2 separate regions of the Homo sapiens genome follow, and region 2 is linked to region 1. Evidence: chromatin contacts called from ENCODE Hi-C or POLR2A ChIA-PET data. All regions are on one chromosome and are shown on one strand. The core of a region is the stretch at or near the end of the contact, and the rest is flanking DNA. Distances in the headings are between cores, read along the strand shown. Region 1 has its middle 34 kb from the start of GNAZ. Region 2 holds the start of GNAZ (G protein subunit alpha z).

Region 1 (4,203 bases), core at 582-3,081:
CTGGGCGTCCTCCTATGTGGGACTGCTTTCCTCCCTCACTGTCCCTCATACCCTCACTGGAGTCGAACAGGTCCTTACAGACCATCTCCTTCTCCCGTTCTGAGGAGCCCTCTGGTTCCAAATCCCTGCACAGGCTCTGTAACCCAATTCCTCCACCCTCCCCGACACCACACCACCAGATTGCTCCTGTGGGGCACAACGTGGTCTCCATGTGTAGGAACCCAACTACCAGTCATCAGGCCTCATCTTTCTTCAGCCATCAGCATTTCCCTCAATGGATCCTCACCACCTCCCCCTCCCTAAAACATTTCCAGGAAACAAAGTACTTCTGCTTTTCTGCCCCTGCACTGTCTCTTCCACTTCCCATGGGGTGGCCCTCGTACCCCTTGTGTTTCCCTTATATGCACCTCTGGGAGCCTACCAGTGCATTTTCTGTCCTCTCCCATGCCCGTCCCACCAGCCCAGATGGTTCCACCTGGCTGTCTCATAGGTGCCTCCACTTGCCCTGAACACCCCCATGAGGTGTCTCAGGACAAGTGAATGCCTGGGCCCCTGCCTGGAGGGACATTTCTGAGGGTGCAGAGTGTGGGGCCAAGGGGTGCTGAGTACTGCACACAGGACTTTGGAACCTCCTCTCATCTGGCTGTGCTGCGGGGATGGGGATTCTGCTCCCCTGTGTCTCTGCATCCTGATCTACCGTTTCCTCTTGGCTGATGCATAAACTCCAACAGAGCTGGTGGAGCCATGGAGGGAGGAGAGGGGTGCGTCACCACCTGGGACCCTGCCATGAAGACCACACAGTACCTTGGCCCACAGCTGGACACCAGGATCTCAAAGGACTGAAAAGAGATCTGGTTGTTAGACTCCAACACAAGATGGAATGTGGATGGGAAAGTGTAGGAATCAGGACCCTGGAGTTTGTTCTGGCTCTGGCACCCTGTGGTGTGTGACCTTGGCAAAGGGTGACACACTGCTGTGGGGCTCAGTGTCCCTCAGCTGTGAGGCAGGAGTTGGAGGCAATAAGCTCAGAGCTCTTTCCCCGTCTGAGGGTGCAGGAATGTGAACCTCTTCATATGGGGAGCAGCTGCCCATCACGCTGGGGTCTACTTCTGATGGTGGTGCTGGGAGAAGCTCTGTCATGTGGATGCACAGGACAGGGCAGCCCCAGAGCTGCTTTCATTCCAGAGCCCTCTATGGGCATCAGAGACGGTGCTAGCTCAGTCCAGAAGAGCCAGCACCTGGGCCTAGGGCCTAGTTCAGCTGCACCTTTGCGGACCCTAAGGGGGGCACTCCCTTTCCCTTCTGGTCTGTCATTTTTTCCTCTTCCTAAAAACATATCTGCGAACTTGGGGAAGTAACAAAACCCAGCTGATTGTTGTGGTTTTGTTTTGTTTTAAGGGCTGGGATCAGGAGAGTAGATACATTGGAACCTGTTACCCCAGCCTCAGTGGAGGGTATTTGAAGCTCTGGCCCACACTCTCTCCTGCTAAACCATGGCAGGGATGTTTAGGAGCCCTGCTGGGCTGTGCTGCCTCCCCAGCCTGAGCCCCACCTCTCAGACTAGAATTCTGGGACTCAGATTCTGCTGTGTTGATGACAGAGACTCAGCTTAGCCTTTAATTGCTTCCTGGTGATGCCATATGTGCACATTTTGCCTTCTCAAGGACACAATCAGCTTCCTGTGGATGAGGTCACTGGAAGAGCCAGGGCCAAGGGTTGCACAGTGCCTGTGGGCTTCTGAGCTTGCGTTGAGTCGGGGACAGAGTCATCCTTCCCTGACAGTGGTGAGCAGAGGTGCCATGCACAGTGGACCAGGGCCTGGCACGTTGTCACTGACCCATAAACACTCATTTTTATCTTCCTCTCCCCTTCCTCTTTCAGCAGCTACTTTCTTTTTTCTTTTCTTTTCTTTTTTTTTTTTTTGAGACAGAATCTCAGTCTGTCACCCAGTCTGGAGTGCCGTGGCACAATCTCGGCTCACTGCAACCTCCGCCTCCCGGGTTCAAGCGATTCTCCTGCCTCAGCCTCCTGAGTAGCTGGGACTACAGGCACGTGCCACCATGCACAGCTAATTTTTTTTGTATTTTTAGCAGACACAGGGTTTCACCATGTTAGCTAGGATGGTCTCGATCTCCTGACCTCGTGATCTGCCCACCTTGGCCTCCCAAAGTGCTGGGATTACAGGCGTGAGCCACCGTGCCTGGCTTCAGCAGCTACTTTCTTTGTGTTCTCTAGAGCCAGGCAGGTAGGAAACACTCAAAAAAATGTGTGGCTGACTAAACAAGAAGTGAGCAACATCAAGAAGTTGAGAGTAAGAGAACAGCAGAAAAGAATACAGAAAACGGATGAGACCCTGAGCAACAGGAAATAGAAAGTCACCCACCCCCAGCTTCTCAAAGTGCCAGGAGCAGGGAAGTCTCCCATGTGTGTCACTGATGCAGGTGGCAATCACGTGGGGTGTGAGCAGCCAGCTCCTTTCCCCATGTGCTTTGCCCCTCTTCCAGCAGGGCTATGTGTGCAAGAGAGGAATGAACCAAATGGAAAATGCTGAGCAGAAAAATGGGGTGGCCAGAGGGAAAATCCCCACGATGGAGCTGGGGGACCCTGGGGCTTGCAGTCTTCCAAGTGCCAGTTTTTATCCAGACCCTGGGTGAAGCTGGTAGAAAGGTACAGGTCTTCTGTCCCCAGTCCCTTCTGCGGTCCTCCCTGAACCTCAGACCCTGTTGCTTGCTGGCTGAACCCTCAGGACCCTCTCTCCTGCTGCTTTCTGTTGGGGCCAAGTCCCTGTCCTGCTAAGTTGGCAAAGTGGGTGACTTTGTTACCGATGGAAGGGATCCGAGTTACCCCAAGTTACTGGTGGCCTATCCATATGGGTCTGTAGCAACTTCAGTCTTTGCCTTCTCAGAAGAAAGGATTTGACTGAGAGACATAAAGCAGAAAGAGAGACTGAGGCAAGTTCCAGAACAGGAGTGGAAGTTTATTTTAAAAGGCCTTAGAACAGGAAAGAAAGGAAGGGGTGCTTGGAAGAGACCCAGGAGGACATGTGAAGGTTAAAGAGAGAAGGTCAAGTGCCCCATTTAACCATGATCCTAGGACTTTTATGAGCTTGCCTCTTTCCCATGATTCTGCCCTTCGGGCGGGCTTTCCGCATGCGCAGTGCTTTCCTTAGCCTTTGGAATTGAGCATGCGCACTGTGTTTAGGGAGTTATATGCACGCCCGTCTGAGGCTTTCTTTCTTTTTCCAGTGGCGTGTGCCCCCGGAAGATCATACTTCACCATTTTTGTCTCCTAACTTGCATGCCCAGGAAGTTGCTTCTCCCTGGGGCCTGCATTCAATTAACATTTTGCTGTTAACAGGTGTGGAACATCAGGAAATGGCCTCTCTCTGGTGCTGTTGCGTTATCATTTTTAGAGAGGCAATGTGATAACTGCTGAACCATCACCTGACATTTCTAGTGGGTAGGGGAGAGCCCTCTCCTGCCCTGTTCACACTTATCTAAACTTATAACAACCTGGTGGAGCCAGCATGAGTTCTGGAGCCAGGTTGGGGCCCAGGCCTGACACTTAGTAGTTTTGTTACCTTGGAGAAATTACTTAATTTCTCTGAACCCAGACTTTGTAATAAATATTCAAAACAGGGGTGACTGACACCTGCCTCCTGGGAGGTAAGAAATGGCTCATGAGGAGAAGGCTGTAGGCAGCTGCCCACAACACCACCCCTCCCCCTTGCCATTGGCTTAATTCCCCCTGGGTGGGTAGCAGCTGGGATTGCCCTGATTGCATTAATGCATACTGAGGTTGGTGAACTTAATACTTCCAAAGAAAATTTGCATTTTAAAAGCCAAACTTCTCTATCTAAATGAACACCTAATTGACAGATCACTGCAGAGCATTAGGTGAGTTCAGCTTTGTTTCATTAAGCCGGGCCCTTCCAGGGTTACCCTCCTATTTCTAATTCACTCCAGTGCCACCCCCAGCCCTCCTCTTTCCAAAGAGAATGCAGGAATTCCCCTATTTTTTTTTTTTTTAGATGGAGTTTCGCTCCTGTTGCCCAGGCTGGAGTGCAATGGCGTGATCTCGGCCCACCGCAATCTCTGCCTCCCAGGTTCAAGTGATTCTCCTGCCTCAGCCTCCCGAGTAGCTGGGATCACAGGCAGGCACCACCACACCTGGCTACTTTTGTATTTTTAGTAGAGATGGGGT
Region 2 (4,203 bases), core at 1,130-3,629, 34 kb before region 1:
GGGCCAGACTGAGACCCCACCCATACTCCTGCACCAGGTTCTGGCCACTCTGGTGGGGCCTCCAGGTCTCTGAGGTTCCTCCTGAGATTCTAGAAAACAAAAGGACTGAGAGGCTGGGGACAGAGGGAAGAATCCATTCCCTGTGTCCCAAACCCACAGTCACATGCCAGGTCCCTGCAACAGTCCAGGCGACAGGCACAGAGCACAGCAGCTCACCCTGCTCAGCACAGACTGCACACCCCACGAGGGCAGGCCCTGTTCTCGCTGCATCAACCTGGGCCTTGGCCAAAGCCAAGTGTGTGTTGGGTGGGGAGGGTAGGCACACTACAAAGATGAGTAACAAACAGCCCCTTCAGAGGGAGAGCAAAAACATCCCCAGAAATGAGGGAGCTGACTTAGGGGGGAAAGTGACACCAATTTCCGAGGGGGAGAAATTATGTCTTATTCACCTCCTGTCTCAGAAAATCAACGTCAGTTAGAGGAACACACAGGAAGACTTTTAAACCAGATGCCAGCATCTCCTCATTCCTAGAGAATGAGGCTTGCTCAAGGCGCATATTTTATCCAAGCACCGCCAGGCCATCCACACCCCCACTGCACCCCGTAGATGGATGCTCCCAGGCTGCCACGATTACTGCTCTCAAACATCCACATCCCAGAGGCACAGAGTCACTAGCTAAGCATCATCCCCGAAACAGGCAACTCAATCCTAACAAGGGGGTTGCCTGGGTGGTTACCCAGTGCCCTGGCTGTGCCCGAGGGAGAAGTGCCTGGAAGCACAGTCTCAGACTGCAAGGAGCCTTCCCCAGTCTTTAAAGCTAGCTCTTCTCCAGGCCCACCCCAGCTCATGGGGTCATGGAACTGCTTCGCTTTTACAGATGAGGAAGCCGTGGTCTCCACCATAGCCACAGTTAACCAGCAGTGGGGTCATTCCACTTCCCAGCTCCCTCAGCCCCGTGCAGCCCCCACCGGCCTTTCCCGCCATACCTCCTCCTACTCCCCAGGCATGCTAAGTGCTCCCATCAGACCTAACTGCCCAAGTGCCTCGGTCTATTCTCTCCTCTCTGCCCACAATGCCCAGCTTAGCTGTGCCCATGTCCTTCAAGCTCCAGTTCAAATGTCATGTTGCCCACGAGCTCACCTGACCCCCCAGCCCAGGACACCACTCTGAGGTCCCTCCCGAGGCCCCTGCACCTGCACTCAAGCGGGGTTGGTCGAGTAGAGACGTTTTCCCCTATGCGGTGGTCAATCAGTCCTGGGAGGGCAGGCCCAGTCCACTCCCACCCGGTGCACCCCAGCGTCAAGCTCTGGGGGAGTGACCACTCAATAAATATTTGCTTAATTGAATTTGGCCAAGGAGCCTTCTCCAGAGAGCTCAATCCCCAGGGCAGGGAAATCACTTGGGCAGAAAGGAGCCGGTCAGGGGCTCAGCTGTCTCCCCAAGCAAGACAGACCTCTCTACCAGGCGGGTCCCTCCACCCCAACACGGACTACGCGGAACGCTGGTCTCGCTTGGCATCATCCTCTTGTCTCAGTTAACAGGAGCCCCCATTCTCGGCCTAGGCCGAATCCTGCCATCATCACCCAGGAAGGCTCAGCACCGCCCTAAAGGCAGAGCCCCCTCGGATCGCCCGCAGGATACGGAGCGCCAGCCCTGAGGCCCTCACTCCCCTCCCCCAAACACCCCCACCGCCTTTTAAGGGAAAAAATATTGAGCCGGGAACGTATTACAATCGCAGCAGGTCGATACTCATCTCTTCCTCTAAATGCCTGTGAGGAACCTGCTCGCTGCAAGAGCAGTGACCGAGAACTGCTAGCTGTCCGTCTGCGGGCCCAGGTCCTCGGGCCCAGGCCTCTGGGGCCCTCTCCTCGGTTTCAGGCAAGGCCCTGCATCGGCTCCGGCCGCCCCTCCCTGATCCTCCCCCTAGGGAGACCCGCCTCAGCGCCGCTCCCGCAGCTCGCCTGGCCCGCCCGGGCTCCGCATCAGCCGCTGCTTGGGGGCGCCCGGCGGCCCCGCGCGGCATCCCCGGCGCCCTCTGTCCACCCTCCCGGGTCCTCAACCGCCCCCTCCCGCGGGGTCATCGGCTTGGCGGCGCATCCCTCCCCCAGCACCTGCCCGACCAGAGGCCGCCCCCTGCCCACCTCGCAGGCGTCCCCGCCCTTGGTGTCCCCCACCCCTGAGGGGCATCCCTGACGCTGCGTCCTGGCGGATCCGGGGCACAAAGGCCTGGGAAGAGTCCCAAGTGGGGGCAAGGTGGATGCCCCGGCCGTGCCCCCGACCCCTGAGGCTCAGCGGCGCGCGGCCGGCCGCGGGTCGGCTCACTCACCTCCGGGCCGCAGCACAGAGCATCTGCCGAGCTGCTCCGGGCAGGGCGGGGCGGGGCGGGGCGGCGAGCACGGGGCCGCGGCGCCCTCGTTCCGTACGACGCGGGCAGCGGCGCCCACGCGGGGACGTGACCGGACCGCGGGCGGCGCACACGCTCCGGCCGGCCTGGTTCCCTCCGCCCGCCCTCCCGCGCCGCCCGCCGCCCGCCGCCCGCCGCCAGTCCGCGGGTCCGCCCGCCCCGCGCCGCGCCGCCGCCGGCAGGGGGCGGAGCCGCGAGCGCAGCCCGTTGCCAGGCCAACCGCGGGCGGGGGGGTGCCGCGCGCCCGCCGGGCACCACGCGCCGGGCACCTCCGCCCCGCCACGAGCGCCGGCCCTCTGTCCATTGGGCACAGGCAGCTGACGGACGGGCCAGTAGCCCAATGGGGACGGACAGGGGCGGGGTCGCAGCTCCGCGCGCGCCGCAGTCCCGCAAGAGCTCCCCGCGCCGGCGTTCCACCGACTCCGCTGCGCTGAGGCCTGGTAGCCGAGCCCCAGGGGCCACCTCTGGCAGCCCGGGAAACCAAGCCTGAGCCCAGCCATGGTCCTGGCCCTCTTTACTGCAGCCAGTCCCGGCTCGCCTTCTCTCCACTCGGGTTCAAACCCAGTTCGGCCTCTTGTGAGCTCTACGTCCTTGGGCAACCGACTGACCTCTCTCAGCCTTTCTGTTTGCAAAGTGGGGCTAGTGGCACCTGCTTTCCTGGATTGTCTCACCAATCCTTCAGAACGTGTGAAAGGCCTATGCAAACCCTAACGATTTACACCGGTGAGGTTTGTGCAGCGATGGGAGGGAGCATTAGTCATCTCTGCCGCCGCCCCCCGCCGCCACCGCCCAGTGTCTAGGGGCTCTTTGGCGTCCCTGGCAATCCTGGCACACGGAAGGGTGGCCTTGGGAGGGAAGGAAGGGAGAAGGACCGAGGAGCTGGCCCCCAGCCCAGACAAGCGTGAGAGAGCCAGTTCAGTTAAGGCCACTGATTGGCGCTTTTGGGAAGCTGGTGGAAAGCATCAGACCCTCAGCAAAACGCAGCTGAACCCAGGCTGCAAAATTCTGTTTTCAATTTCAAAGCCTATCTGTGGACCTCAGGGCCAGGAGTCCCTCAGTTCCATGCTTAAAAGACTCTCAAGCCAGAGGGCCAAGACATGAATGCTCCTGTCTCTCTTCTCCATCTTTGTAAATCTGAAGCTTTGTGTATCCTAGAGCATCCCTGACAAAGTGCAAATGCCTTCCCAGCTAACGCGTTCCTTATCACCTCACACCTTTGTAAGGTGTGGATCATGCCATTCTTTGAGCAGCAGCCCTGGACCTGACCATGGCAGAGGTCCATGGAGCGGTCTCTCCATCATAGCTCTGTGGTGGAGGGGCAGGGGCATGTGCCTGGCTTTGCCAGCTGGACACTGTGGCATCTCAGCATCATCCCATAACCTCCCTAGGAATGTTTCCTCTTCTGTGAGATGGAGACCATTGCGTTACGTACCTGCAGGGTCATGGGCCACCTGTGAGGGTGCTGCCTCAACTGTCAGGAACAGGACGTATATTTGTTATGGGCATCATGGAGGCGAACTTAGTGCTCACTGGAGGTGTCCAGTGAGGACCAAGGGAATTCAGCCAATGGCTGAGGGGCTAGCTACCCTTTGTGCTTGCCTTCCACACCACCAGGCTGTGTCAGGCTGGACCTCTTGCCAGGAGGACCACACAGAGACCGGCAGCTGTGCTACCTGGCTGAGCCTCTGTTTCCTCTTCTGTCAAAAGGGAATGTAACAGACTGTGGTCAGAGGGTGGCTCTGAGGGTTAATGTTTATAGGAAATGCATATTAGCATGTCTTGGGATAGCCAGAGGCTG

Evidence for each region. A loop is a pair of places that touch in the nucleus more often than their neighbours do. ChIA-PET counts read pairs that join two places held with the same protein, here RNA polymerase II (POLR2A). Pooled maps may share reads with other maps.
Region 2: a map of OCI-LY7 shows a loop between it and region 1 (4-fold over the local background). The contact joins the promoter of GNAZ here to the enhancer-like site in region 1. A Hi-C loop is called at or near these places in 5 of 168 maps with a recorded cell type or tissue (OCI-LY7, PC-3, breast epithelium and 2 more), 2 of 37 single-sample maps with no recorded cell type and 7 of 50 pooled maps. POLR2A ChIA-PET finds 5 or more read pairs at or near these places in 13 of 52 experiments (A673, B cell, GM12878 and 10 more).

The regions. Positions count from the first base shown.
Region 1 is chr22:23,034,324-23,038,526 of GRCh38, reverse strand. No RefSeq gene overlaps it. Among named protein-coding and RNA genes, the nearest start is that of GNAZ, 34 kb to the left of the region's middle. Within about 2 kb of position 1,831, at least 3 of the 41 ENCODE cell types and tissues checked have a DNase peak (open chromatin) inside an H3K27ac peak, as active enhancers do; they include B cell and OCI-LY7, where a contact is called at or near this core.
Region 2 is chr22:23,068,695-23,072,897 of GRCh38, reverse strand. GNAZ (G protein subunit alpha z) reads right to left here and starts at 2,379. Exons shown (of 3, transcript NM_002073.4): 1 at 2,328-2,379. The region is part of intron 4 of RSPH14 (radial spoke head 14 homolog); the gene reads left to right. RefSeq lists enhancers at 1-797, 798-1,678 and silencers at 2,285-2,424, 2,565-2,704.